7 separate regions of the Homo sapiens genome follow, and regions 1, 2, 3, 4, 6 and 7 are each linked to region 5. Evidence: chromatin loops called from intact Hi-C (ENCODE). Cell type or tissue: MCF 10A. All regions are shown on one strand. Region 1 has its middle 4.1 kb from the start of SLC45A1. Region 2 has its middle 27 kb from the start of LINC01714. Region 3 overlaps ERRFI1-DT (ERRFI1 divergent transcript). Region 4 overlaps LOC107984915 (a long non-coding RNA gene). Region 5 holds the start of LOC105376695 (a long non-coding RNA gene). Region 6 overlaps ERRFI1-DT (ERRFI1 divergent transcript). Region 7 overlaps ERRFI1 (ERBB receptor feedback inhibitor 1).

Region 1 (4,000 bases), 75 kb before region 5:
GGGCAGAGGGCCCCAGAGGACACCATGGGAATTTCAACAGATCCTGCCCAGGCTGAAGAGAAGGAGCCACTGGAGGGGGCTGGTTCTGGCTTCTTTTATCTCTATAACAGGGTAACAGCTTGAAAAAAATACCGATGTCCTTTTCTATTTTGCATGCAAGTGGCCTGCCATCAACTGATGAGCTTCAGCACCTCAGGGACTTAATGCAATAGAAGCTTACTTCCACATGAGGTTGGCAGAAGTGTGCCTGATGGGTGGGGACCTCTGTGAAGCCATTCAGGGATCCCGGTTGCCTCCATCTTGCTCTGCCCTGGTGCACTGAGGGAGGAGCCCAGGTGGTGCCTGCCCACGGGGCCAGGTGTGCAGGAGGCCCACGTTCCACTCGAATCCCATTGGCTAGGACCCTGCCACACAGCCACACCGGCCACACCCAACCCACAACAGGGCTGAGAGATGGGGCCCCTGTCCCCAGGAGAGGAGGAGATGGGGGTGGGGAGTTGCTGGCTTCAACTGCTTCTGTAACTTTTAGCTGCTTGCAGAGGGGAGAGAAGATGGGGAATGCTGAGAAAACTTAAAGATCATCTCGAGGTTCTGATGTTCACAACGGGATTTTGCAACAAGAGAAGAGGTTTGAAATCTAAGCATTGTTGAGAAAGAAAGGGATTTTGAAAATTCCTTTGACCTTTTTTAAACTTCCAAAGTGAGAACCTTCTAAGGCTAGAGCTTTTGCTTTTTAGCCCCTCCAAGTTCAGGGCAGAGAGCAGTGTTTCTCCCTGGGGGCAGACAAGATTTCTCCTGTCTCGACAATAGGTCTAGACTGGGGGCCAGAGTGGAAGGGGCTGACAGAACATGCAGGAAAGACAAGAGACGCTCGCCCTTCCGGTCCTGGGTGTGGGGGAAGGATGGCAGAGGGAGGAGGGAGAGTGAGGGGGAGGAAGGTGCTTGGGGTGCATCCCAGCTCCTTTCTCCCTGCGCCTCAGCCCTGTCGTGGCAGAGTTTGCTCTGGGCAGAGCCCCCGTACACCAACACAGCGGCCGCAGCCCGGCTGGGGGATCAGAACAGTGGGGGCTCTAATTTGCCCTGTGAGGCTCTTGTGGCTCCCATTCAGTGCCTGGATGCAGAGCTGAAGCTGCAATGGCCCCGTGGGGCTGGGACATGACGTGGGGTGGGGGGACCCTCAGCCTCACTGTGGGAAGGACAGTTGGGCCAGGTGGCTGGGTGGGGGGACTTTGGCAGAGAGACCTGGAGGGGTCTACGGGGCCAGCCAGGGCCCCAGGGAAGCAGGAGCCACACCAACTCCACGCCAGGATCTAAGGAAAACAGGGGACTGCTGCAGCCCTGCCACGTACACGGGGACCGGCAGGCAGCCAGGAGGACACAGGAGCCCCATCCACTGCCCCAGCCCAGAAAGGAACAGAGGATGGAGACAGGACATGCACAGTGTGAGCCTAGAGAGACCCAGTCGGACCCAGAATAATAGGCTCCAACAGTGCAGAGGAGAGCTGGTGTGAGGCGGTGGAAGCCTGCTCACCTGCCATCCCTGGGTGTCCACAAGGTGGTGGAAGAGTCCCACCTTTCCCGGGAGGCAGCAGGAAAACCTCGGAGCAGGAGGTGGGGAAAGGGAGAAGCTTTTCCTGACCTTGTAAAGATTCTTGGTTCTAAGGCTGGATTTTTCTTTCTACTTTGTGAACACACTTTTTCTGCAAAGCATGAAGCCAAGTGAATTTTTATGAATAACGTTATTTGTGATAACAGATCTCGTGCTAGTCACTGTGTTAAGGTGTTTCCGTATTTTAACCTCATGTAGTCATCATAGCTTCAGGAATGGGCATTATCTCCACCATTTCTTTTCTATCCAGAAGCCTGAGACTTGGATGGAGTGGGGTCATGACACAGGCAAGGTTGGAGCGGGAGAGCCTCCCAGGCCTTGTGGTCATTCCTCCATTCGTGCAGCGATTATTTATACAGCATCTACCGTCCTCTGGTGCGGGCGGGAGGTGGGATTCAGAGATGGCATCCGAATCCCCTTGGTCATGTTCTCAGTCCTCAGCCTCCTCAAGGGACTGTGCCGTCCCATTGTCTCTACCACCCCTGCCCATCCCATTCCCTGACTTACAACGTGGACAGCTTGTGGCTCCCAATTCAGATCTGAGCAGTGACAGACATGGGTGTGCGTGTGTACCTGTGTGTACAAAGTGTGTGCTGTGCAAACATAGAGAAAGGTGCATTCTCGGCCGGGCATGGTGGCTCACACCTGGAATCCCAGCACTTGGGGAGACTGAGTCAGACAGATGGCTCAAGCCTAGGAGTTCAAGACCAGCCTGGGCAACACAGTGAAAGCCTTTCTCTGCTAAAAATACAAAGAATTAGCCAGGCGTGGTGGCGTGCACCTGTAGGTAGTTCCAGCTACTTAGGGGGCTGAGGTGGGAAGATCACCTGAGCCGGGGAAGTCGAAGCTGCAGTGAGCTGAGACTGTGCCACTGCACTCCAGCCTGGGCAAGAGATCTTGTGAAAAAAAAAAAACAAAAAAACACGAAGTGCATTCTCTTATGTTATCTGGAGTTAATGAATTATTAGCGACCTGCAGTCAATATTGCTTCCCTCTCTTCAGATAGCCTCTGTGGCTCTGACATGATCTAGACTCATACACACACACAAGCATGCACACATATGTGCACACATGCTCTCAGATATGTGCACATACATGCACACATGTGCACACACACACACTCTCATACTCTCAGATATGTGCACACACACACACACACGCTATTCCTATTGCCACGCCTCCTCCTGATGGGAGCCCAGCAGCCACCCTGAAACTCTGAGTTAGAATCCAGACATTTTGTGTCCATATGAAGAAAGTCACAAAATTACAGTCCTGTAATGACAACACATTGCAAACTCCAGAGGACAGGGCCATCCAATTCTTTTTTGGCACCTCCTGCAACACCTGGCAGAGGCCGAGCACTGACACCCACATGCTTATTTACTGTACGTGGAGTAGGATCGGTTGAAGTTGCGCGATTTACCCGGGCACACACGGGCACACTGTGGGATAAAACAGATTGTCCTGGGCTGCCCTGGGCATGCCGGTGAAACTCCATTGAACCATTTCTGCAGGAAAATGAATTCTGATTTCCAAACGTATGTCCTTCTCATAACGTACTTGTGGAAGCAAACCCTGGACTTTAGGTCTTCTGGAAGAACTGGGGCAAGGGGGAATTAGAACCTACAGGGTCATGGTTGCCCTCTGAGCTGAGCCAGAGCATGAACCCAGGGTCTAGACGTTGGGCAATGCTGGAGCCAAAGGGTGTTGGGCCGCCGAGGTTCTAGAACTAAGGTGGTAGAATCCAGGCATGGTTGGCACCCAGGCAGCTGCAGCCTCCCTGTTCGTGGGCTGGGTAAAGCCTCATTGGGTCACACAGTTGCCAAATAAAATACAAATACCCAGTTAAATTTGAATTTCAGATAAACAGAGAGTAATTTTTATGCTCAGCATGTTCCAGGCAACATTTGGCATTCTGTATTCTGATTTGCTCCACTTGGCAACCTTATCGGGACAGCTCCAGGAACCAGGCAGAGGCAGCCACTAGAGAAGCCCAAGGTCCTCTGAGGCTCAGCCTGCTGCCCCATGCCTGAGAGCCCCCCCTCTGCTTCTATTTACAGTTCACCTGTGAGAACAGTCAACACCCAACATCCATAGAGAAGTCCCAGCCAACATCTGCTTGGGTCTGGAAAGAAGCAACTGCCAGACAATATGTGGCCGGGATCTTTAAAGTTCGAGTGGCTTTTGTGTTTTATCTGTTTGTTCAATTTATTAAAATTCTGAATCGACTAACCAGAACTTTCTAAACACTTAACTACTCATTATGCAACTAATAAAAGCATGAACATTTCAAATTATTTTAATCTTTGATCTTAACATCATGGATTATTAAACTTTTATATTATGAAATATGATGCAGAAAAGTGCACAAAACAAAACGAACACTCAATG
Region 2 (4,000 bases), 57 kb after region 5:
ACCCTCAGGCCCAGAGAATCGGGCCTGGTAGTGCCCTCCGAGCTCTGTCATATCATGGCCTTCATAGAAAATGCAGTGTTTGGCTGGGCGTGATGGCTCACACCTGTAATCCTAGCACTTTGGGAGGCTGAGGCAGGTAGATCACCTGAGGTCAGGAGCTTGAGACCAGCCTGGACAACATGGCAAAACCCCATCTCTACTAAAAATACAAAAAATTAGCCAGGCATGGTGGTGGACACCTGTAATCCCCGCTACTTGGGAGGCTGAGGCAGGAGAATCACTTGAACCTGGGAGATGGAGGTTGCAGTGAGCCAAGATTGTACATTGCACTCCAGCCTGGGAGACAAGAGGGAAACTCTGTCTCAAAAAAAAAAAAAAGAAAAGAAAAGAAAATGCAATGTTTTGGGGGAGACACTCCTCTGGGGTAAGCAGATGAGGATGCTCACAGCCAGGTACCTGGGATCAGCACCTTTTTCATCCATTTGAAGCCCATATACCCTGCATGCTGGCTGAGAAGCCCTAGACTGAGATAGGTACTTTATATATACCAACTCCTTTCATCCTTACAACTACCCTACAATGAAGGCACCCTATATTCTCTCTTCATGATGGAGGACATTGAGGCACAGAGAAGTGAAGCAGTTTGCCCAAGATCACACAGCCAGAAAGGGTCAGTCATCTCTAGCCCAAGGTTCTGGGTACCTACCTCCCCACCATTAGCCTCTCTAATAAACCATTCCAGATTATCCCATGGTTTCCAACTTAGCCAAACCATACCATGCACTTATTTATTTATTTATTTGAGACGAAGTCTTGCTCTTGTCCCCCAAGCTGGAGTGCAATGGCACGATCTCGGCTCACTGCAACCTCTGCCTCCCAGGTTCAAGCGATTCTCCTGTCTCAGCCTCACGAGTAGCTGGGATTACAGGCGCCTGCCACCATGCCCGGCTAATTTTTGTATTTTTAGTAGAGACGGGGTTTCACCATGTTGGACAGGCTGGTCTCGAACTCCTGACCTCAGGTGATCCGCCCACCTCGGCCTCCCAAAGTACTGGGATTACAGGCGTGAGCCACTGAGCCCGGCCTTATACCATGCATTTAAAAACTCAAGTTCATGGCCTGGTTTCCCACATTGCGTATGCATTTTCACACTTCCTCTATCTAATCTTTCCTTTTTAGATTCCAAACTGCTAGAGAGCATGAACGAAACAAAATGCTGAGCGCAGAGTAAAATACCTTTGGCCAAATGACCAGTCACATCAAACCTGTTTGCCTCTATTCCCGTAGGCTCTCAGAATGTTTGAAGATGTTAAAAATGGGGGGAAAGCAGCGAGACCCTGTTTTATCAGCATATGATTGGTCCAAAAAGAAAAGAGGATACTGCTAAGTTTCTCATCTATACAGGATGCAGACATTGAATGCTTTCGCTTTCTTGTGCTTTTTTTTTACTCTCATATATTGGGAACGCCTTATTCTTTCTGGCCCTGTTTCATATCTGTGTTTCGATCTCTGTGAATTCTCAAGAATGCAGTGCTACTACATGAGTCACACTTGAACAACCCTAAAACAAATAAGTAAACAAAAAGCTTCAGAAAGCTCACACACTTGTTATTACCTGAAATTGATGTGGTTATAGACTGACATCCTACCAACCAACGCAGAATAGGCTGATGAAAAGAAGCATTCGTTGTTTGCAGAAGTTTCGCCAGCCAGAACACAACACAAAACTTTCTCTGGGTTGCAGTGAATCACCTAAGTCAGGAAACAAAGTGATTTTAACGAGTAATAGTCACAATGCCTTATCTTACTTGTAATATTTACAAAATGTTCTTGACATCACCAAGGCCGCAGCCCTAGAAAGAGGAGGGAGAGCGGACATGGGCACATTCATTCAGTCCCTGCTATGTGCCACGTGCTTCCATTCACATGGTAAAAAAATCTCAGGCCGGTGTGATTATTCTCAATTTCAAGATGGAGACACAGAGTCACTGAGATAAGGAATTTACTCCAAATCACGCAGCTAGAGAATGGGGCACTGGAGTCCATGCTTTCACTCCACCAGGCTGCCTCTTGGAGTTACCCAAGAAAAGCTTTGAGAAATCATGAGAATTCACTAATTTCCCAAAGATTTCATTTTACCCCTATACTTAGCCAGAAAATAACATTTTCTCAAGATCCAAAACTGTTAATTCTGTTGAAGAAGAGTCAAGGCAACCAACATATCTGAATTGCCACACTACGTGCTTTGATTCCTGGAAAAGATACATGATCTTGACGCTCATACTTTCCAGTATCCCCTACAGTGAGATGTTGGAAACTTACGTATCACAGTATTCATCGTCCCCCAAAATATAAATGGGTCAAACTCATTGAGTTAAAAAGCAGACATTATCATCCTTGGATAAACCCTGTTAGGGAGCCATCTAAAGCAAAAGGACATGGAAAAGTTGAAAGCAAAAGGTGGGGAAAAGACACCAAAAATATATTAAACAAAAGAGAACTGGCATAACTACATCAGTATGACACACACACAAGGACTCTAAGACAGAAAAGGTTCCTATATGAAAATGAAATTTTCGTGTCACCAAGAAGACATAATAATTCTAAATGTATATGCACCTAATAAAAATGTCTCACACCATATACATAAAAAAGTAATAGAGGTCGGGCACGGTGGCTCACACCTGTAATACTAGCACTTTGGGAGGCTGAGGCTGGCAGATCACCTGAGGTCAGGAGTTCGAGACCAGCCTGGCCAACATGGTGAAACCCCACCTCTACTAAAAATGCAAAAATTAGCCAAGTGTGGTGGTGCATGCCTGTAATCCCAGCTACCTGGGAGGCTGAGGCAGGAGAATTGCTGGAAGGTTCCAGCTGGCAAACTTTCACCTCACCAGGAGGTGGAGGCTGCGGTGAGCCGAGATCGTGCCACTGCACTCCAGCCTGGGCAACAGAGTGAGAATCTGTCTTAAAAAAAAAAAAAAAAAGTAATAGAAATGGACAAATCCACCAATTTTTTTTCTCAATAATCAGTAGGTCAAGCAGCAAAAAAGAATCAATAAATAGGCCGGGCACAGTGGCTCATGCCTGTAATCCCAGCACTTCGGGAGGCTGAGGCGGGTGGATCACCAGAGGTCAGGAGTTCAAGACCAGCCTGGCCAATAAGGTGAAACCCCATCTCTACTAAAAATACAAAAAAATTAGCCGAGTATAGTGGCAGGCACCTGTAATCCTGGCTACTCAGAAGGCTTAGATCATGCCATTGCACTCCAGCCTGGATGACAAGAGCAAGACTCCATCTCAAAAAAAAAAAAAAAGAATAAATAAATATATTTGAAAAATTTGATTAACTACTTTGATGTAATGAACATATGTAAAACTCTAAAAGCAATCATTAGAGAATATCCATTCTTCTTTTTTTTTTTTTTTGAGATGGAGTTTCGCTCTGTCGCCCAGGCTGGAGTGCCGTGGCACAATCTCGGCTCACTGCAACCTCCGCCTCCCGTGTTCCAGTGATTCTCCTGCCTCAGCCTTCCGAGTAGCTAGGATTACACATGCCCGCCACCATGCCTGGCTAATTTTTGTATTTTTAGTAGAGACGGGGTTTCACCATGTTAGCCAGGATGGTCTCGATCTCCTGACCTCGTGATCTGCCTGTCTCGGCCTCCCAAAGTCCTGGGATTATAATCATGAGCCACTGTGCCCGGCCCATTCTTCTTAAGGACACATGGAATGGTTACAAAAATTAATCAGATCTGAGGTCATAAAGCACATCTCAACAAATTTCAAAAAATTAGTATCACATCCATCACATTTTTTAAACAAAATGTGATTAAGTAGAAGTCAATAGCAAAAAAGATAAATTATGAAGTTCTTGTGTATTGAAATTTAAAAACAGAATTCTAAATCATGGCTCAAATCATACAAATCTAGAAATACTCAGAACAATAATTTTTAAAATATTATTTAGAACTAGCATATTATAGTGAAAGCTATAATG
Region 3 (4,000 bases), 140 kb after region 5:
CTTTCTTAAATATTTGATAAAATTCTCCATTGAAGCCATCTGGGCCTGGTATCTTTTTAGTCAGAAGTTTTTAAATTACAAATTTAATTTCTTTAATAGGCCGGGCGTGGTGGCTCATGCCTGTAATCCCAGCACTTTGGGAAGCCGAGGCGGGGGATCACTTGAGGCCATGAGTTTGAGACCAGCATGGGCAACATGGCAAAACCCCGTCTCTACTAAAAATACAAAAATTAGCCAGGCATGGTAGCAGGCACCTGTAATTCCAGCTACCTGGGAGGCTGAGGCAGGAGAATCGCTTGAACCCAGGAGGCAGAGGTTGCAGTGAGCTGAGATCATGCCACTGCACTCCAGCCTGGGTGACAGAGTGAGAATCTGTCTCAAAATAATAATAGTAACTAATAATAATTTCCTTAATAGATATAAGGCTACTAAGATTTTCTATTTCTTCTCAAATCAGTTTTAGTAATTTTTATCTTTCAAAGAAATTTTCTATTTCCTTTAAATTTTGAAATTTATTGGCATCAATTTATTCAAAATATCCCCTTATAATCTGTTTATGTCTGTAGGATCTATGGTGATGGCCTTTCATTCCTGATTTTGGTAATTTGTGTTTTTCCTCTTTTTTTTTTTCTTGATCAGTCTGGCTAGGGGGTATAACTTTTATTAATCTTTTCAAAGTACTAGCTATTGATTTTACTGATTTTTCTCTATTGTTTTATCATCTTCTCTTTCATTAGTTTTCACTCTTATCTTTATTTATGCTTATATTTGGTTTAATTTGCTCTTCTTTTTTTAGTCTCTTAAGGTAGGAGATTAGATCATTAATTTTAGACCTTTCTTTTTTTCCAATATATGTATTTAATGCTGCTATAAACTTTCCTCTAAGCACCACTTTAGCTGCATGTCACAAATTTAGATAAATTGTGTTTTCATTTTCATTCAGTTCAAATATTTTCTAATTTCCATTGTAATTTCTTCTTTGACTCATGAATTATTTAGAAATGTGTTGCTGGGCCGGGTGCAGTGGCTCATGCCTGTAATCCTAGCACTTTAGGAGGCTGAGGCTGGTGGATCACAAGGTCAGGAGTTCGAGACCAGCCTGGCCAATATGGTGAAACCCTGTCTGTACTAAAAATACCAAAAAAATTAGCCAGGCATGGTGGCACATGCCTGTAATCCCAGCTACTCTGGAGGCCGAGGCAGGAGAATTGCTTCAACCCAGGAGGTGGAGGTTTCAGTGAGCCAAGACCATGCCACTGCACTCCGGCCTGGGTGACAGAGAGAGACTCCATCTCAAAAAAAAAAAAAAAAAAAAGAAAAGAAAAGAACTGTGTTGCTTATTTTCCTAATTTGGGGGGATTTTTCAGAGATTTTTCTGTCCTTTGTTGTTGTTGTTTATTTGCTTAATTGTAGCTAAGTTCCAGATAGCAGGGAATTAGCAATAGTGACTGCAGTCCCTTGGCCAAAAGTTTCTCAGACACTTAAACTATTTACTTAGGTAACACATTTTTTTCATGGCTACTGCAAAGGTACATTTCAGACATATGTTTTGAATTAATTAAATCTCAAGATTAATGTTGAAATTTAATATTTAGTATTTTTACATTATATTAATGATTTTTAAGAACCATTGATTTTAAGTTAAACACTTGGGTTCTTGTGCTTTTTTAAATTTGCAGATTTCAGTTCTCATATTTAGATCATTAACTTTGAAACTAAAAATAAGATCTGAGTGGGTAAGCACAGAGGATTTTTAAGACGGTGAAACTATTCTGTATGATACTATAATGGTAGATAAGTGTTTTTATCCATTTGTCAAAATCCATAGAATGTACAACACCAAGAGTGAACTCTAATGTAAACTGTGGACTTCGGGTGATACTGATGTGCCAATGCGAGTTAATCAATTGCAGCAAATTTATCACTACGGTACAGCACACTGGCAGTGGGGAGTCTGTGCCTGCGTGGGCAGGGAGTATATGGGAACTCTCCATTCAATTTTGCTGTGAACCTAAAACTGCTCTAAAAAACAAAGCCTATTTTAAGAAGCAATAAGATCTCAGGCCTTTCAGAATGCCAGATTAATGTTTAAATGTTAAAAATGAAATACTCATTGCTGCTACTAAAATTACCTTAGTTTCTCTAATCCTCTAAGTTTTCAAGTGTGCCTTTTAAAAAAAACCCTTAAGCTTTAATAAGCTTTACCAGATGACAGTAAAATTACTTAGATTAAGCCTCCATGATTTTAGAAATGAAGCATTTTGAGGACTCAATCCAGTTCCTGGGAGATGAGTCAGCTAGTTAATTAATATGATCTTAAGGAAAAATGACCCGTCTTACTTCTCACTGACTGCATACCCTGCTGAGACTATATTAAGATTAGCATTACGAGTGCTGCACAGCTGCCTCTCCTATGAGTTCAACAGGAGCTTGGTAAATAATATCAGAACTGAGTCATTTATGGTTGAATGACACAGAATGAAAAATAAGTGCCTTTCAGGCAGTTCCTGTTGCCTAATATGGACTGAGAAGTAGACACTTTAACTAAAGAGCCCCACCTGTGCCCCAAATGAACCTTTCCCTATAAGGATGTTGATCTAATTTCCTGATCAAAAAAGGAATCCAAAAACGCTGTCAATGATCTGTCTGGGCCTGAACGAGGGCCTATTTTCTCTTCTCAAAGGCCTCGTGCATGGAAGTCTACCGAATTTCTTCCTTGAATAGTTGAGGGTGTTTTGTTGTAAAGATTTCCAGTTAAAGTGGCTCTTTCATCCTAGGGAGAGATCAGAATATCCAGCAGTCCTGCAGGTGGCTAGAGTTTATTGCATTGGGAAGCAGAAACAAGATAACTAAAAACAGAGAATCTGTATTTAAAACTTAGAAAACAGGACTGGTATTTTTATAAGATTTTTTTTTCATTACAACTATCCATTCTTCTGTGAATTAAAAGCCCAGGACACTGATGGCTCGTGGAATTGATGTCACTAGTCCCTAGGCCTTCTTACCTGATAGTAACAGTAAAATGGATATATAACATCGTTTTTCTTCATGGAGCAGAAAAAACTGAGGTTAAATGAAAGCTTTCAGGCGACTGAATTAAACTTGAAAAGCTATAAGGAAAGGGAGCCCTTTTCTAAGGAAGTGACAACAAATTCATAAACTGAATGACTCATAAACTGCTTTCAAATTGCAAAACTGATTATGAATCACTGAAGAAAAACGTAGTCTCACAAAATCTGGTTGTTTAGGAATCAAAAAAGGTAGCCTCTGCTGTTCATTGGCATATTGTCATTCACCATCCTGAAATAACCTTATGGTGAGTGATACTAAAATAGGTCAGTTTGTTAGAAATATTTGCTTAAAAGCCAGATTTGGCTCTAAATTTCTTTTGAATGAATCATAAGAATCTGGATGATAAAAAGAATTACGCTTAGAGAAATGTGCTAGAAACAGGCATTGGTTAAAGATATGGACGTTTCTTTTAGTAGAAACCTGTGTATTTCTGAATCCTTGAAAGAAGGATTGTGGTTGAATAACAATCTGATAAAGGATGAAGTGACCTTCACCATCCGGCCTGCCGATAAAGAGCGGGGAGATGTTCCAAAGTAATCCCACAAGGAGATTCATGATCTAAAAACCATTACCAATAGGTGGTATCTGTATTTCTCTGTTTAAGACTGGAAACTAACGGGTAACTCAAGAATGCTTCCAAGAAACGGTGGAGAATGTCCACTCAAAGATTTTAATCATTAACTTCAGAGCGACTCTAGGCTAACGCCCAGGTCCAGGAATAAGGGACAGAGGCCAATAGTAACACAGATTTTATATTTTTCAACTGGAAAGCTTGGAGATAGTACAGGTAGATACAAATAATATTGGAGTGTTGGAAATTTTCTTCATGTTCATGTAAGGATAGTTTTACTATCAGTTCTTAGGAAATTGGAATATAAATAAACAATAACAATTTATCTAGACCATGTAAACATTATGGATTTTTCAA
Region 4 (4,000 bases), 110 kb after region 5:
CTCAGGCTGGGCGCAGTGGTCCCAGCACTTTGGGAAGCCAAGGAGGGCTGATCACTTGAGCTGAAGAGCTGGAGAGCAGCCTGGCCAACATGGTGAAACCCCGTCTCTAAAAAAAACTACAAAAATGAACTGGGCATGTTGGCGCAATCCTGTAATCTCAGCTACTCAGGTAGCTTAGGCGGGAGGACCACCTGACCCCAGGAGGCAGAGGTTGTAGTGAGCTAAGACCATGCCACTGCACTTCAGCCTGGGCAATAGAGCGAGACCCTGTCTCAAAACAAACAAAACAAAAAGCTAACAAAACAAAACAGCAAAAACAAAACCTTGAACCTTATCAAGCCTCGAGAGCCAACCACCATTATACCAGGAGCATAGAACTGGCCAGATTCGGATATGGGGAATTTCTGCAGGGCAAACGGCCCAGGTACATCAAGAAACAATGTCATGGGAAAAGATGGAGCAGGAAGTGTGGCAGATTAAAAGAGACGGAACAGTCAGCGGCAACCTTGGTGTTTTGTTTGTTTCCGAATCTGTACAAACCAACAGTAAAAATCCATGATTGAGAAAGCAGGGAAATGGGAAAGCAGACAGGGCCTGAAAGGGTGGTGGTGGCTTGGACCACGTCATTGTGGTGAAGCTGGAGCTAGATTCCTCCACATCCCTTTCTCTGTGGAGTTCTGGGTGAAGAGGTGGCCCAAAGAGGCACTGTCGTGGGATTCGGGAGGCTGCGTGAAGCATCAGCCGTGACTCTCCAAAGTTCTTAGACTTGATGCATGACAGACACACACACAGGTATCAACGAAGTCCAGCTTGTCCCCACTCTCCTGTCCCCATCCACTTCTCCCCGACCACCAACTCTGCTGACCAGCAACGGCCCTGAGCCAGCCTCCAGATGCTTGCCTGGGGTCCACTCTGGCTGGAGCAGTTCTTATTAAAGGGTTTTTGTTCATTGCATTAGCTTCATCGCAGTATTGCATTACACTGGGGGCAAGACATTCTCTGTGGTAGGTACACACTGAAGCATTTATGGGTGAAATTATGTTATTTCTAGGGTTTGCTTAAAATACTTCAAAACGAAAGAGGCTGGAGCGTGGAGACTAAACAAAACAACATTGAAAAATGGTAACGATTGTTAGAGTTGGAAGATGGGCTCATTGTTCTATTTGCTCTGTTTCTGGTATGTTCGAAAATGTTCATGATTTCAAATTACGGAGTCGGGGGAGCTAAGGAAATGGAACAGAACCTGAAGATCCCCCACCCCCTCCTCCACTCCAGACTAGCACTAGGCAAAGTTGCAGGCAAAATTGCATAACTGGAAAATTCTTCAATTCTTCTTGAGGATGTGGGTTAAGGGAGGGAGGAAAAACTTAGAGCGGCAAGAGGCTGATGAATAGACACACACCACAGAAGAAAAAAGAAAACCAATTAAATCTTACTATTACTTTTAACTGTGAGTAATACGCTTGGACATGTGTGAGCTGGTCTTGTTGTTCTTACAAACAAGGCTAAAAAAAACCTATGACCTTGGAATTCTCAGATTCGTGCAGGCTGTTGAGTTATTTTAAGTGGTGTTCAGAGGACAGGGTTTCTGACCTAAGAATGTACTTTTCCAAAGGTACCTTCTAACTTGGAATTTTAAATATTAATTGAGATATAAAACTTCTTTTTAGGAAAAATGTAAAAATCTCCATGAGCTCAGCCATTGTTTTGGTTAGGAGAGAAGATGACCGTGTAGGATGGGGGCCAACCCAAACAGAAGGGTGGAGAATGGCAACAGGCCCACAGTTCTGTTCACAAATGTTCTTCTCCAGGGCTGAGCTTCTTGGAAAGGGGTTTATTTTATTTCACTCTATCCCTGCTCCACAGTTGGGTCATTTTAGGATCTCAGCTGGTGGCCACAGCTTTTAAGGCTTCTGAGTCATACTCCTTTTTTTTTTTAAGAGGTTATTTAAAAGTTTTTCAAAGTAGGGAGATATTATATGGAAAATATTAAGCAGAAGAAAATATTTTGTATTGGAAAAAATAAATGATCGGTGTTCATAAAAGTGTGTAGTCAGTAAATCAGAAAAACTGTGAACCCGTTAGAGAAACAAACTTTGAGGGAAAATACTGCATATGGTTTTAAAAGATGCAAAAGCTGATCCTGGCACCCAGTCTCAGGAGGAGAACAGAGGGAGGAAGTCAGAAATGCAGATGATCTGTGGGGAGGTGCGGGTGCCCAGGGCAAGAGAGAGGGAGGAGGATGGAGACTCCAGGGCGTGGAAGAGGAGATATGCAAAATGCCGAACCCTAGAGGGGTGCCAGCTCAGTCACCCTCAAGGCAGACTGGCCCAGGTTCCCACACCTCCTTGTCCCACAGTCAAGTCCAATAAAATGGCAGGGGTGGCGGGGGGAGGGGGGAGTAGAGACACAGAGCCCTCTGTGATGTTCACTTGCTGATGGTTTTCCCTGAGAAGGGACTCAGAATACGCCATCCCCAGGCCGGGTGCAGTGGCTCTCAGCACTTTGAGAAGCTGAGGTGGGCAGATCACTTGAGTCCAGGAGTTCGAGACCAGCCTGGGCAACACAGTGAGATCCCATCTCTATATAATAAATATTAAAAATAAAAAAAATTTTTAATTTAAAAAATTAAAATGAATTTAAAAGAAAATTTTAAAAGATAGGATGCTCATTGCAACCTCCACCTTTTAAGCTCAAGCTATCCTCCCACCTTAGCCTTCCAAGGAGCTGGGACTGCAGGCGCGTGCCACCACACTTTGGCGTTAAGGATTATTCTGAGCTGGAGGCACTTGAGAATCGACAAGCAAGTACAGTTCTCTGCCCTCCCCTTCACTGCCTGAAAGCCAGGCATCAATTTCCCCCGTAAAGGTGTCCCTGCACCCCCATCAGAGGACGAGAAGAGCACTCATCCCCAGAGGCGGTTGGCTCCAAGATGAGTCTACATGAAGAGACCCTTACTGAAATAACGCCTGACTCCCCATTCGTCCCCATACGCTTCTTAGTCACTTTCCTACGATCCGTTGTCTCTCCAAGCTCAAACCTGCCTTTCTTTGTTAAAATGGTATAAATTCCTGAGCCTAACCACTTCTTTGAGTTTCACTTTTTTTTTTTAAACTCTTATGCATGTAAATGTTTATAAAAATTGTGTGCTTTGTCTCCTGTTAACCTGTTTTTTTTTTTTTTTTTTTTTGCTCTTTTATTTTATTTCATTTTTTTGAGACAGGGTCTCGCTCTGTCATCCAGACAGAGTGCAGTGGTTCTATCTTGGCTCATTGCAACCTCCGCCTCTTAAGCTCAAGCTATCCTCCCACCTCAGTCTTCCGAGTAGCTGGCACTGCAGGCGTGTGCCACCATACCTGGCTAATTTTTGTATATTTTGTAGAGATGGGGTCTTACCATGTTGCCCAGGCTGGTCTCGAACTCCTAGGCTCAAATGATCCTCCTACCTCTGCCTCCCAAAATGCTAGGATTACAGGTGTGAGCCACTGTGCCAGGCCTGTCTTTTGGTAGTTTAATTCGCAGACCCCTAATCATATAACATAGGAGGGTAGAGGCAACGTTTTTCCTCCCTGACACCTGCATTCAAGGGTTAATTAAATGCACAAAATGGGGACCTCTAGACTAATTGCCAGACCCCATAAAAATAATTCACCTGAGGCCTTTCAGATCCTTGAGGCCACCCATGACCTATAGATAAATTACTAACCCAGGCCCTCCCCATGCCCAACAGAAAGCCCAGTGTCAGGTAGACCTGTTTATATTTTGACACATTTTAGCAACTGCAATACAGGCTTTAGCATTCTTGTATACCTTAGTGTTTTTTATAGACAGCTTTATTGAGACATCGAATAAAACAAACATAAACACTTAACGGTGAGTAGATACTTTTGACATATGAATTCACCCCTAAAACTATTTGCCACCATCAAGTCGGTGAACATACCCATCACCCTCGTAGTTTCCTCGTGGCCCTTTGATACCATAGTATTTTCATGTGTCA
Region 5 (4,000 bases):
CGGGAGGCTGAGGCAGAAGAATGGCGTGAACCCGGGAGACGGAGCTTGCAGTGAGCCGAGATCACGCCACTGCACTGCAGCTTGGGTGACAGAGCAAGACTCCATCTCAAAAAAAAAAAGAAAAAAAAAAGAAAAAAAAAAAGAAAATCAGGCCAGGCACGGTGGCTCACGCCTGTAATCCCAGCACTTTGGGAGGCTGAGGCAGGTGTATCACCTGAGGTCAGGAGTTTGAGCCCAGCCTGGCCAACAGGGAGAAACTCTGTCTCTACTAAAAGTACAAAAATTAGCTGGGCATGGTGGTGTGTGTGACTGTAGTCCCAGCTACTTGGGAAGCTGAAGCATGAAGAATGTCTTGAACCCGGGAGGTGGAGGTTGCAGTGAGCTGAGATCCTGCCACTGCACTCCATTCTGGGCAATAGTGTGAGACCCTGTCTCAAAATAAATAAATAAAAGAGAAAATCAGATCATGTTATTCTTTTTATTACTTCCGCCCACCCGTCCCCCACATCCCATCGCTGGGCCCAAGCAATGCTCCCACCTCCAGCTTCCAAAGTGCTGAAATGCAGGTGCGAGCCACCACGTGGGGCAGCTGTTTTCCTTCTAAAGATCCTCCTATGGCTGGCCTGTAACCATGCGTGTAATCCCAGCACTTTGGAAGGCTGAGGTGGGCGGATCACGAGGTCAGGAGATCAAGACCATCCTGGCTAACACAATGAAACTCTGTCTCTACTAGAAATACAAAAAATTACTCGGGGGTGGTGGCACGCACCTGTATTCCCAGCTGCTCGGGGGGCTGAGGCCGGAGAATCACTTGAAACCGGGAGGCGAAGGTTGCAGTGAGCCGAGATGGCGCATTGCACTCCAGCCTGGGCGACAGAGCGAGACTCCATCCAAAAAAAAAAAAAAAAAAAAATCTTCCTGTGGCTTCCAATGCACTTAGAAAAAAATCCAAACAATTCATCAAGGCCTGCCTCTCAGGCCCCTCCTCCAGCGCCCTCCCCACTTGGAGGCCTTCAGGCTGTCGCTCCCCAGGACAGGCTCCTCCCTGGGGCTGGGCATTTGCTGCATCCTTTGCTGGACAAATCCCCCACCTCCTCTTCCCCCGCCTTCAATCCCCCTCTACGAGTAGATGGGGCCACGTGGGCGCGGTGGCTCAGGCCTGTAATCCCAGCACTTTAGATCACACCACGCAATCCAGCCTGGGTGACAGAGCAAGACTCCATCTCATAAAAAAACAAACAACAACGAAAAACAAGTAGATGTGCCTCCCTCTTCCTCCATGGCCTTTATCAAACCTCCCCCCCGAAACAGAATGGATTTTCCTTGGAGAATGGCCTGCTCCTCATTATATAGTGTCAGCTAATGTGTCCCCTCTTCTAGAGGGTGTGACAAAACCAGGCCATTCAGACAACTCCCCTCTGGAATTTGACCCCAGAGTGCAGGTGGCATTAGAATTTACAACAGGCCAGCGCCATGGTTCCGGCCTGTAATCCCAGCACTTTGGGGATCTGAGGCAAGCAGATCACCTGAGATCAGGAGTTTGAGACCAGCCTGAAAATATAAAAATTAGCTGGGCCTGTAACCCCAGCACTTTGGGGATCTGAGGCAAGCAGATCACCTGAGGTCAGGAGTTTGAGACCAGCCTGAAAATACAAAAATTAGCTGGGCGTGGTGGCGCATACCTGTAATCCCAGCTATTTGGAAGCCTGAGGCATGAGAGTCGCTTGAACAGGGGAGGCGGATGTTGCAATGGGCCAAGATCTATCACTGCACTCCAGCCTGGGCAGCAGAGGGAGACTGCGTCTCAAAAAAAAAAAAAAAAAAAAAAAAAAGTTTACAGCAACAACAAAACCATTGGAACAGATTTATTTCAAAGGTGGTGCCCAGAAGAGACTTCCCTTGGACTGCTGCTCTTCGACGGCCCATCCCTCCTTGCCTCCACCTCCATACCCCTCCCCCTCACGCCTGCCCATCCCCCCATCTTCCATCACCCTTGCCTTCCATTCTACAGGCTTTCCGAGTCCTCCCGAGTCAGCCTCCCTTCTCATTCCCATAGCTGCCTTGATCTCTATTCTTTTCACTCAGAGAATCCTGCCTGACCGTCCCCTACCTCCTGGGGCCTGGACCTGTCTGTCTAGCCCTCCCCCCAACCCCCATTCACCTGGTGCCCAGTTCCAAGTCTGCACCCAGAAGCCCTGTATAAATATTTGATGAAAGAATAACAAAGGTTAATAAATCCCTGGCACTTTCTGAGTGGGGAAAGGCATAGAATAGGAATAGGAGTGAGATGTTTTGAGACAGGGACTCGATGGATTACTAACGAGCTGCATCATACGCCTTTGATTTTGTTGATGCCGCCTCCTTTGGAGCAGACATGTGGCTTTGAGGCAGTGTCCGGGCAGGACGAATGCAGCGTCTGTACTGTAAATTACTCAGTACCGAATATCCCACATCACTACCCTCATCACTGCGGCTTCTATCAGTGCTGAATACGTGGAATGTGTTTTTCTTTTGATGAAAAGGGAAGTTCTCTTGAGAAAGTGGGACAGTTACTCATCTATTCAACTTTCGAATAATTTCGTACATGCTGGTGACCAGATGTTTCATCTCTGATGTGTTGCTGAACTGATTCAGTCCCTTTTGTCAACACTGATCTTTTTGCTGCACTCCAGTGACCAATAGGAAGATATGGAAATGACGGTAGACTGCACTTCCTGGATAAAAAGCAAATATGCACATACAGGCGGGAACCGAAGTATCCATCCCCAGATTCCATAAGGGCCACAGGTGGCTTTGCCTGCGGCTGTTCACCATCACATCCCGGTGCCCAGCACCGTCGGAGTTCAATTAATGTATCAAATAACTGGATTTAGTTACTTACATTTTCATTAAAAAGCTAGTTTTGACACAAAGCAAATTCTTTTTTCCTTTGTTTCGAACTGAAGCTAGAACCCCAATAACAATAAAATCTCAAGGTTGAAAGACCATCTCCCCCAGGGCAGGGCGCTGTGGCTTACGCCTCTAATTCCAGCACTTTGGGATGCCAAGGCTGGCGGATGATTTGGGCCCAGGAGTTTGAGACCAGCCTGGGCAAGATGGTGAAACTCCATGTCTACCAAAAATACAAAAATTAGCCACTCTCATAACACAGTCTCAAAGTAAATAATAATAATAATAAACAAAAACAAAAAGATTATCTCTCCCAAGTGCCCATCTGAAGCTGAATTCCCTGTAGATCATTTTGGCCAGCTCTGCATCGCTCTGGATTTGGGCAAATTTTCCTTGTGTTAAGCCAAAAATCATACCGCAGGTACGGACAAAATAAGTCCACACTCTTTTGTGTGTGTGTGTGTGATGGAATTTTTGCTCTTGTTGCCCAGGCTGGAGTGCAATGGCGCAGTCTCAGCTCATTGCAACCTCTGCCTCCCAGGTTCAAGCAATTCTCCTGCCTCAGCCTCCCGAGTAGCTGGAATTACAGGCGCTGGCCACCACGCCTGGCTAATTTTTTGTGTTTTTAGTAGAGACGGGGTTTCGCCATCTTGGCCAGGCTGGTCTCAAACTCCTGGCCTCAGGTGATCCACCCGCCTTGGCCTCTTGAAGTGCTGGGATTATAGGTGTGAACCACCAAACCCGGCCGAGTCCACACTCTTACACATGGTCTCCCTGCAAGTATTTAGAGGCATCCTCTCCTTTTCTGCAGGATGCCCACCACCACCACACCCAGCTCTCACTCTAAGAAATCTCTCTCACACATTGTTTCAACCACTACCTCTAGCCCCATTCCCCAGAGACCCCCCTACCCTATTCTCTACAAAAGCAGGGCCCCCACCCCCACCGACAGGCCCGTGTCCTGGGCTCCCTTCTCTGATTGCTCTAAAAATTCAAATGGGTATAGTGGCTCTCACACCTGTAATCCCAGCACTTTGGGAGGCTGAGGCAGGAGGATTGCTTGAGGCCAGGAGTTTGAAACTAGCCAGGGCAACCTAGTGAGAGACCATCT
Region 6 (4,000 bases), 210 kb after region 5:
CCTTGTTAATGACTACTCTACTTTTAGCAGGAAGTCCAAACTTCTTAACACTTCCGCAGTCAAGTAAAATCTGGCCTCTAGTTAACCTCTCCAGCCTCATTCCTTACCTTCATTTACAGTGAATTTGGCTTCCTCGGACATGTCACATTCTGAACATTTGCTCTTTACCCTCCTAAGAACATCCTTCTTCCTTTGTTGTCCCCCTGTCCACTCTGAATCACCTTTCAATTCTCGCGGTTGGTGTCTATCCTACGTACCCCCATAGCACCCCACAGGCTCCTATCACAGCATGACATCACAGCTTCCTGTGTTCTTACCTATAGCTCCCACTGCACTGCAAGCTCACTAAAGACAGTGATGGAAACTCCTGCATGCTGCTGGATACTAGCATAGGACTGTCACATAGGAGGAGCCATATATATATATGTAATTTTTTTTTAGATGGAGTTTTGCTCTTGTTGCCCAGGTTAGAGTGCAGTGGCGCGATCTCAGCTCACTGCAACCTCCGCCTCCCGGGTTCAAGTGATTCTCCTGCCTCAGTCTCCCGAGTAGCTGGGATTACAGGCGCCCACCACCATTCCCAGCTAACTTTGTATTTTTAGCAGAGATGGGGTTTCGCCATGTTGGTCAGGCTGGTCTTGAACTCCTTACCTCAGGTGATCCACCTGCCTCGGCCTCCCAAAGTCCTGGGATTACAGGCGTGAGCCACCCTGCCCAGCCTCAATAGACATTTATTGATGGATAAATGAATACATGTATGAATGAGCAGTTAGAAATCCCAAGAAGTGTTGGCATTCATTCAGCTTTTACAACATTACTGCATCAAGTCATTGAGTATATCTGTTGTCCTTATACATTCCAGAGAAAATTGTAAAGCTGTTCCTATCAAAAGGTTCTGCAAGGACTTTATGTTAAATAGATTTATGTATAGGCTAAATGTGTTTTTTAAAGGAAACATGTCTATGGATGTTTATGACTATGGGCTTAGAAGTAACTGCTCACAGACTTACGGTTACTTGTGAGCTTGCCTTCAGGAATGCTAAGAAGATTCTCTGTGCCCTTAGCATATCTCCCCTATGGATTGCTGGTGCTATCAACTAATACACAGCCCTTTCTTTGTCTTAAGGTTTTATAGTCTCTTAAGTAGAATACTGCAGAGTCAATTAAGACATTTTATCTTATAAGTCATTTATGCCCCCTGGGATTTAAGGAAACAGCCTTCTGGACTAATTAAATCATGTATACTATCAAGCAATCAAGAATTTTTCAATCTTGCAATCACAGATGTTCAAAAATCTCCCAAAGAATATGTGACCACAACAACGAGAATAACAATAATAAAAACAGGCCAGGCGCGGTTGCTCACGCCTGTCATCCCAACACTTTAGGAGGCCAAGGCGGGCAGATCACTTGAGGCCAGGAGTTCAAGACCAGCCTGGCCAACATGGCGAAAACCTGTCTCTACTAAAAATACAAAAATTAGCCAGGCATGGTAGCACACGCCTGTAGTCCCAGCTACTCAGGAGGCTGAGGCACAAGAATCACTTGAACCCAGGATGCGGAGGCTGCAGTGAGCCAAGATCACGCCATTGCACTCCAGCTGGGGTAACACAGCAAGCCTTGGTCTCAAATAATAATAATAAAAAATCTAACATTTATTGAACCCTGATTGTGCTAGACAATATTATAAGCTCTTTTACATGTACTATCTCAATTATCTGTCCAATAGGAACCACTCTTATCCCCATATTACAAGGCCTCAAGAGGTTAAGTGATTTGCCCGAAGTGGAACAGCCGGTGTTCAAACCGAAACCCTGAGTCCAGAGCGTATGCCTTTCATTCCTACACCACTTTTCTTGTTCTTCTTTATCGAGAATAAAAGAAAATACCTGCTCCAAAGCATCAACTTGGTAAAATAATACCAAATTATTTTAGAACTAAGCCAAGGAGTAAGCATCTCAAAGTTTTCTTTTTTTAATATAGCAGTGTTACTTTCCTTATACCCTGCATCTGCATATACCTGCATCTATATAAACATATCTCATATGTGACCAGTGTCAATAAGAAGTGAAATATATTTCTGAAATCTCTCAATGAAGAGTTTATATTAACATTTTAAATTAATTAATTAATTAATTTGGCAAGGGACTAGAGCACACCCTACTGGCCAGCTAATAGGAAATACAGCATTTACTTAGGAGAAAATGCTTAAATGTTTAAATAATTTGAAAATAAAGTCAGGCTAGCGTCTAAAAGAAATTTGAAAAATTGTCTTGTAAACATCTAGATTATGTATCTAAATTAATGTATCCATAAGACTTGGCCAGGCGCGGTGGCTCACACCTGTAATCCCAGTACTTTGGGAGGGCGAGGCAGGTGCATCACCTGAGGTCAGGAGTTCAAAACCAACCTGGCCAACATGGTGAAACCCCGTCTCTACTGAAAATACTAAAAATTAGCTGGGCATGGTGGTGGATGCCTGTAATCCCAGCTACTTGGGATGCTTAGGCAGGTGAATCGCTTGAACCTGGGAGGTGGAGGTTGCAGTGAGCTGAGATTGCGCCATTGCACTCCAGCCTGGGCAACAAGAGCGAAACTCCATCTCAAAATAAACAAATAAATAAAAATTAATTAATTAATGTATCCACAAGACTAAAAAATTTACAACAGTTACACATTTTAAAGATGGGATAGAATTAGAAACATAATAACCACCAATAGCATTTAATGTTAAGAGAGCATTTGGTAAATGAAAGGTAGCTCAGTTAAAAATAAACAACTACGCGAACAGCCTGTCTAAAACTCATACTAAGAAAAAGCAGTGAAGCCCTGGCCCTAACACTTAAAATAATAGACTGGGAAATTAAAACCAACCTGCTCAGACTTCCACAGGCGAAGTATCCTTTTTGGGGAAAAACTAGGAAGGGAGAGCAGTACCCCTAATTAACTAATGGAAAAATGGGCTGGGCATGGTGGCTCACGCCTATAATTTCAGTACTTTGGGAAGCCAAGACAGGGAGATCACTTGAGGCCGGGAGTTCAAGACCAGTCTGACCAACACAGAGAAACCCCGTCTCTACTAAAAGCACAAAATTAGCCGACGTGGTGGTGCATGCCTATAATCCCAGCTACTCGGGAGGCTGAGGCAGGAGAATCGCTTGAATCTAGGAGGCGGAGGTTGCGGTGAGCCCAAATCACGCCATTGCACTCCAGCCTGGGCAACAAGAGCAAAACTCTGTCTCAAAAAACAAATAAAAAACAAAACAAAACAAAAAAGACAAAAAAACAGAAAAAGGAAAAATGAAATGTTGCCAAGAAATATATTTTCTGTGCTACTTTTCAAATGGCCACTAAGGTTGAAAAGTGAAAAGTCCATGGAAATCTCTTTGGGGTTGTGGTACTCCTCATGGGTGAATCTAGGCTCTTATCAGCATGTGTGTTTTAGAATCATCCAGAGTTCACCAGGCGCGGTGGCTCAAGCCTGTAATCCCAGCACTTTGGGAGGCCGAGGCGGGCGGATCATGAGGTCAAGAGATCAAGACCATCCTGGCCAACATGGTGAAACCCCGTCTCTACTAAAAATACAAAAATTAGCCGGGCGTGGTGGCACCCACCTGTAGTCCCAGCTACTAGGGAGGCTGAGGCAGGACAATCGCTTGAACCCGGGAGGCGGAGGTTGCAGTGAGCTGAGATGGCGCCACTGCACTCCAACCTGGGGACAGAGTGAGACTCCGTCTCAAAAAAATGAAAAGAATCACCTAGAGTTTATTTTATATGTTGAGTGTGTGTGTGTGTGTGTGTGTGTGTACATGCATGCGTTTTGGAAACATCCATGAACAGAAATATGAATGTTCCCAAAATGCAATGTAGCACACTAAGCAAACACCCTCTAGGAAATGTAATTCCTCTCTTGGTTGTATTTTTTTATTGCACACTTATCTATAAAATAGTTTAAGTGCATAATATACATTTATATTATGTATAGACAGAAACAAAGGCT
Region 7 (4,000 bases), 220 kb after region 5:
ACTAATATTTAGTGAGAGAATGAGATCGTGTTAAAGAGTGTATATGTACGTGCCCCCAAAAGGGGTCAGTGTTACACAATAGTTGACAAATAATATCCTGGTGCCTAAGGAAAAAAACCTAAACTTATAAATAAACTTGGCTATCTGAAGACAGCAGAGATTGATGCTGACTAACACATAACGAATAATAAAAAAGGAAAGTGAAAAGGGGGCTATAGGGACTCCAGACCTGTAACATCTGACAAAGGGGATTGGCGGTCCTGAAGTTGAGGAACTACTAATTTAAGAAAAATGTACTTATTTTGTTATCCATGCCTTGCAGCTAAGCAAGATATGAGTTACTGGGTGTTTCACAAAGGAGGATGTAAAGAATGTACCTTTAACTTGTCTTTAAAAGGGAGGGAGGAAGCTGTCCCAGGCTTTTACTGAAGCCAGTAATCTTGCAGAACTTGATTTTTACAGGATAATGGAAATTAGTATCTTCATATATTACTGTTTGTTCCTTGAACAAGTAGTAACTGGAGAATTTGTCTCCCCATGGCCAACCCTGAAATACAAAATCCAGATAAATGCTAGACCCTGGGGTAGTCAGGTGCCAATACTGTAGAAACTCTTGCTTAGTTTCAGCATTGTGTTTTAGTGAGTATTAGTTCTACAGCATAAAATACAGTGGCTTCTGAAATTACTTTTTTAGCTTGGGAAAAATAAGCAGGATCCACTGGTGCTTCATGCCCAGTGCAGCCGTAACTTAGAAGGCTGGTTTAATAAGTCAGGGGAGGGTCTGTGTGCATTGCCAAGTGAGTGTGATTTGTTGTGCAACTCTCAGGCTGTGCAGTAGGAGGTCTGCTTTTGCTGGCAATAGATTATTTCTCATTTCACTAAAACATTTCATGTCTTTTGGATTAGCATTTACACAAAAAATCATTTTTAGTGTTTACATATAAGTACCCTCACGAGCTGTGAGAATTAAGTGAAAGTCTACAACTAATTTTTTCTATTCAGCATCCCCCAAATCCTCTGTTAGCTTTGCTGTAATTTAGACTGTCCTAATGGAGGTATTTCTGAATTGTTTTCTTTATTCTCTCATCTCTTCTACCTCCCAGGGAATGAAAGCTACTGGTTGATTTTAAAGTGCCTGGGCCTCACAGGTTTGGAGATGTCCCAGAATAAGGCACAATGTCAATAGCAGGAGTTGCTGCTCAGGAGATCAGAGTCCCATTAAAAACTGGATTTCTACATAATGGCCGAGCCATGGGGAATATGAGGAAGACCTACTGGAGCAGTCGCAGTGAGTTTAAAAAGTAAGTAGAGGATGTAATGCTGCTGTAATCTGGATAAATATGTGACACTAAAATGGGAGAGGCTGTGATTGCTCTTCGCTTATGACCAAAGTAGCTTCCTCTCCTTTCAGCAACTTTTTAAATATTGACCCGATAACCATGGCCTACAGTCTGAACTCTTCTGCTCAGGAGCGCCTAATACCACTTGGTATGTATTCTGAAAATCTGATCACAGTAAGCATTTGAGAAGAACAGTCTGGATTCGGGTTAGCTTGTCCTCCAGCATTATTTTTTAAATGAGGAAACCTGAACTATTTCCAACAACAGCCTGACCCCTAGTGGCAACAGATTCAGAAGATAACTGTGTTTTTCTCAAGCTATTGTACTCGACTGCCTTCATTCTGAGTCACTGATTGCTAAGTAGGACTGTTCATGGACGTGGGATCTTCTAAAATCAAGAATTAGTTCTCATTCCAGCTCTGATGCATACTTTACTTCATGAAACCTTAGGCGAGATTTCCCACCTTTCTTACTAGTATCGAATGCATGTTTGACAGTAATAGATGAAAATAGTATAAATGTTCCTCAAAACTTAAAAAATAGTATTTTTAATGTGAATATTCTGTTCCTTGGATCTTTGTCAAGAGCTGTGTGTGAACTGAACACATTGCAGGCAAGTCCATTCACTCACAATATTATGATGTGCCAGCAATAAGGACTTTGTCTTATCTCATTGGTACCCTACGTGCCTAGTATGGTCGCATGTCTTAAATGGCAAGGCTGGTACAGTATGGTATTCATGTAAATTATATGCTATTCATCTTCCGCGAATTTTACACACGTCACAAAACTTGCCTGTGATGTGTGGGTGTGCGCTGTGCACATGTCCAAGGGAGATAGAGGAGATAGTTTGTTCTTTGAACCACACCATGTGCGTTAAGAATCTTCTGCTCTCTAATTACACCTGTGGTGGTTGCATGGGTGTTCTCGGGGTGACAGCAGTCAAGTGTTTCACTCAGGAAGAAAGCTGTGGAAGCATAGGTAGCTGGGGTGCTCTCTCCCTCACACAGGTGGAGAGAGGATTGTTGATCTTTTATTAATATCTCTCGTTCATTCCAGGGCATGCTTCCAAATCTGCTCCGATGAATGGCCACTGCTTTGCAGAAAATGGTCCATCTCAAAAGTCCAGCTTGCCCCCTCTTCTTATTCCCCCAAGTGAAAACTTGGGACCACATGAAGAGGATCAAGTTGTATGTGGTTTTAAGAAACTCACAGTGAATGGGGTTTGTGCTTCCACCCCTCCACTGACACCCATAAAAAACTCCCCTTCCCTTTTCCCCTGTGCCCCTCTTTGTGAACGGGGTTCTAGGCCTCTTCCACCGTTGCCAATCTCTGAAGCCCTCTCTCTGGATGACACAGACTGTGAGGTGGAATTCCTAACTAGCTCAGATACAGACTTCCTTTTAGAAGACTCTACACTTTCTGATTTCAAATATGATGTTCCTGGCAGGCGAAGCTTCCGTGGGTGTGGACAAATCAACTATGCATATTTTGATACCCCAGCTGTTTCTGCAGCAGATCTCAGCTATGTGTCTGACCAAAATGGAGGTGTCCCAGATCCAAATCCTCCTCCACCTCAGACCCACCGAAGATTAAGAAGGTCTCATTCGGGACCAGCTGGCTCCTTTAACAAGCCAGCCATAAGGATATCCAACTGTTGTATACACAGAGCTTCTCCTAACTCCGATGAAGACAAACCTGAGGTTCCCCCCAGAGTTCCCATACCTCCTAGACCAGTAAAGCCAGATTATAGAAGATGGTCAGCAGAAGTTACTTCGAGCACCTATAGTGATGAAGACAGGCCTCCCAAAGTACCGCCAAGAGAACCTTTGTCACCGAGTAACTCGCGCACACCGAGTCCCAAAAGCCTTCCGTCTTACCTCAATGGGGTCATGCCCCCGACACAGAGCTTTGCCCCTGATCCCAAGTATGTCAGCAGCAAAGCACTGCAAAGACAGAACAGCGAAGGATCTGCCAGTAAGGTTCCTTGCATTCTGCCCATTATTGAAAATGGGAAGAAGGTTAGTTCAACACATTATTACCTACTACCTGAACGACCACCATACCTGGACAAATATGAAAAATTTTTTAGGGAAGCAGAAGAAACAAATGGAGGCGCCCAAATCCAGCCATTACCTGCTGACTGCGGTATATCTTCAGCCACAGAAAAGCCAGACTCAAAAACAAAAATGGATCTGGGTGGCCACGTGAAGCGTAAACATTTATCCTATGTGGTTTCTCCTTAGACCTTGGGGTCATGGTTCAGCAGAGGTTACATAGGAGCAAATGGTTCTCAATTTTCCAGTTTGATTGAAGTGCAGAGAAAAATCCCTTAGATTGCAAAATAAAATAGTTGAACTCTCTGTCTTCATGTGGAAGGTTTAGAGCAGTTGTGAGATGCTGTTATGCTGAGAAACCCTGACTTTGTTAGTGTTGGAAAAAAGTCTTACAAGTCTATAATTTAAAGATGTGATGGTGGGGAGGGGAGGATGGGGAAGCTTTTTATATATGCATACATTACATACCTATATATAAACTTGTGGTATAACCATAGACCATAGCTGCAGGTTAACCAATTAGTTACTATCGTAGAGTAATATATATTCAGAATAATAAACTCAAGCTGGAGAAATGAGTCCTGATAGACTGAAAATTGAGCA

The links. Peaks named below come from ENCODE experiments on the same cell type or tissue, not always from the same donor. Only the 100,000 strongest peaks of a DNase experiment are listed, where the experiment ranks them.
Region 1: a loop joins it to region 5, with 9 times the contacts of the local background. A loop is called at or near these places in 11 of 110 quality-filtered maps.
Region 2: a loop joins it to region 5, with 10 times the contacts of the local background. A loop is called at or near these places in 4 of 110 quality-filtered maps.
Region 3: it touches region 5 in a loop (4-fold over the local background); 4 of 110 quality-filtered maps call a loop at or near these places.
Region 4: a loop joins it to region 5, with 6 times the contacts of the local background. A loop is called at or near these places in 4 of 110 quality-filtered maps.
Region 6: a loop joins it to region 5, with 14 times the contacts of the local background. A loop is called at or near these places in 46 of 110 quality-filtered maps.
Region 7: a loop joins it to region 5, with 8 times the contacts of the local background. A loop is called at or near these places in 14 of 110 quality-filtered maps.

What each region holds. Positions count from the first base shown.
Region 1 is chr1:8,312,036-8,316,035 of GRCh38, reverse strand. No RefSeq gene overlaps it. Among named protein-coding and RNA genes, the nearest start is that of SLC45A1, 4.1 kb to the left of the region's middle. RefSeq lists silencers at 1,522-1,571, 1,612-1,661. In MCF 10A, CTCF peaks have their summits at 8 and 1,550 (motif pointing right); a DNase peak (open chromatin) is centred at 1,575.
Region 2 is chr1:8,180,124-8,184,123 of GRCh38, reverse strand. No RefSeq gene overlaps it. Among named protein-coding and RNA genes, the nearest start is that of LINC01714, 27 kb to the left of the region's middle. In MCF 10A, no CTCF peak of the experiment used is centred here; a DNase peak (open chromatin) is centred at 1,623.
Region 3 is chr1:8,096,035-8,100,034 of GRCh38, reverse strand. All of the region lies in intron 2 of ERRFI1-DT (ERRFI1 divergent transcript), which reads right to left. Among named protein-coding and RNA genes, the nearest start is that of ERRFI1-DT, 72 kb to the right of the region's middle. RefSeq lists enhancers at 2,740-2,789, 2,155-3,354. In MCF 10A, no CTCF peak of the experiment used is centred here; DNase peaks (open chromatin) are centred at 2,444 and 3,214.
Region 4 is chr1:8,131,656-8,135,655 of GRCh38, reverse strand. All of the region lies in intron 2 of LOC107984915 (a long non-coding RNA gene), which reads left to right. Among named protein-coding and RNA genes, the nearest start is that of LINC01714, 75 kb to the left of the region's middle. In MCF 10A, no CTCF peak of the experiment used is centred here; DNase peaks (open chromatin) are centred at 1,455, 1,785 and 2,255.
Region 5 is chr1:8,236,893-8,240,892 of GRCh38, reverse strand. It overlaps LOC105376695 (a long non-coding RNA gene), which reads right to left and starts at 935. Exons shown (of 3, transcript XR_946937.3): 1 at 770-935. RefSeq lists enhancers at 286-841, 842-1,398. In MCF 10A, a CTCF peak has its summit at 1,778 (motif pointing right); a DNase peak (open chromatin) is centred at 1,742.
Region 6 is chr1:8,029,547-8,033,546 of GRCh38, reverse strand. The region is part of intron 2 of ERRFI1-DT (ERRFI1 divergent transcript); the gene reads right to left. Among named protein-coding and RNA genes, the nearest start is that of ERRFI1-DT, 5.1 kb to the right of the region's middle. In MCF 10A, a CTCF peak has its summit at 2,165; a DNase peak (open chromatin) is centred at 2,146.
Region 7 is chr1:8,012,796-8,016,795 of GRCh38, reverse strand. ERRFI1 (ERBB receptor feedback inhibitor 1) reads left to right here. Exons shown (of 4, transcript NM_018948.4): 2 at 1,104-1,301; 3 at 1,412-1,488; 4 at 2,400-4,000. The coding sequence starts at 1,177. The coding sequence ends at 3,586. Among named protein-coding and RNA genes, the nearest start is that of ERRFI1, 12 kb to the left of the region's middle. In MCF 10A, a CTCF peak has its summit at 1,632 (motif pointing left); DNase peaks (open chromatin) are centred at 785 and 1,615.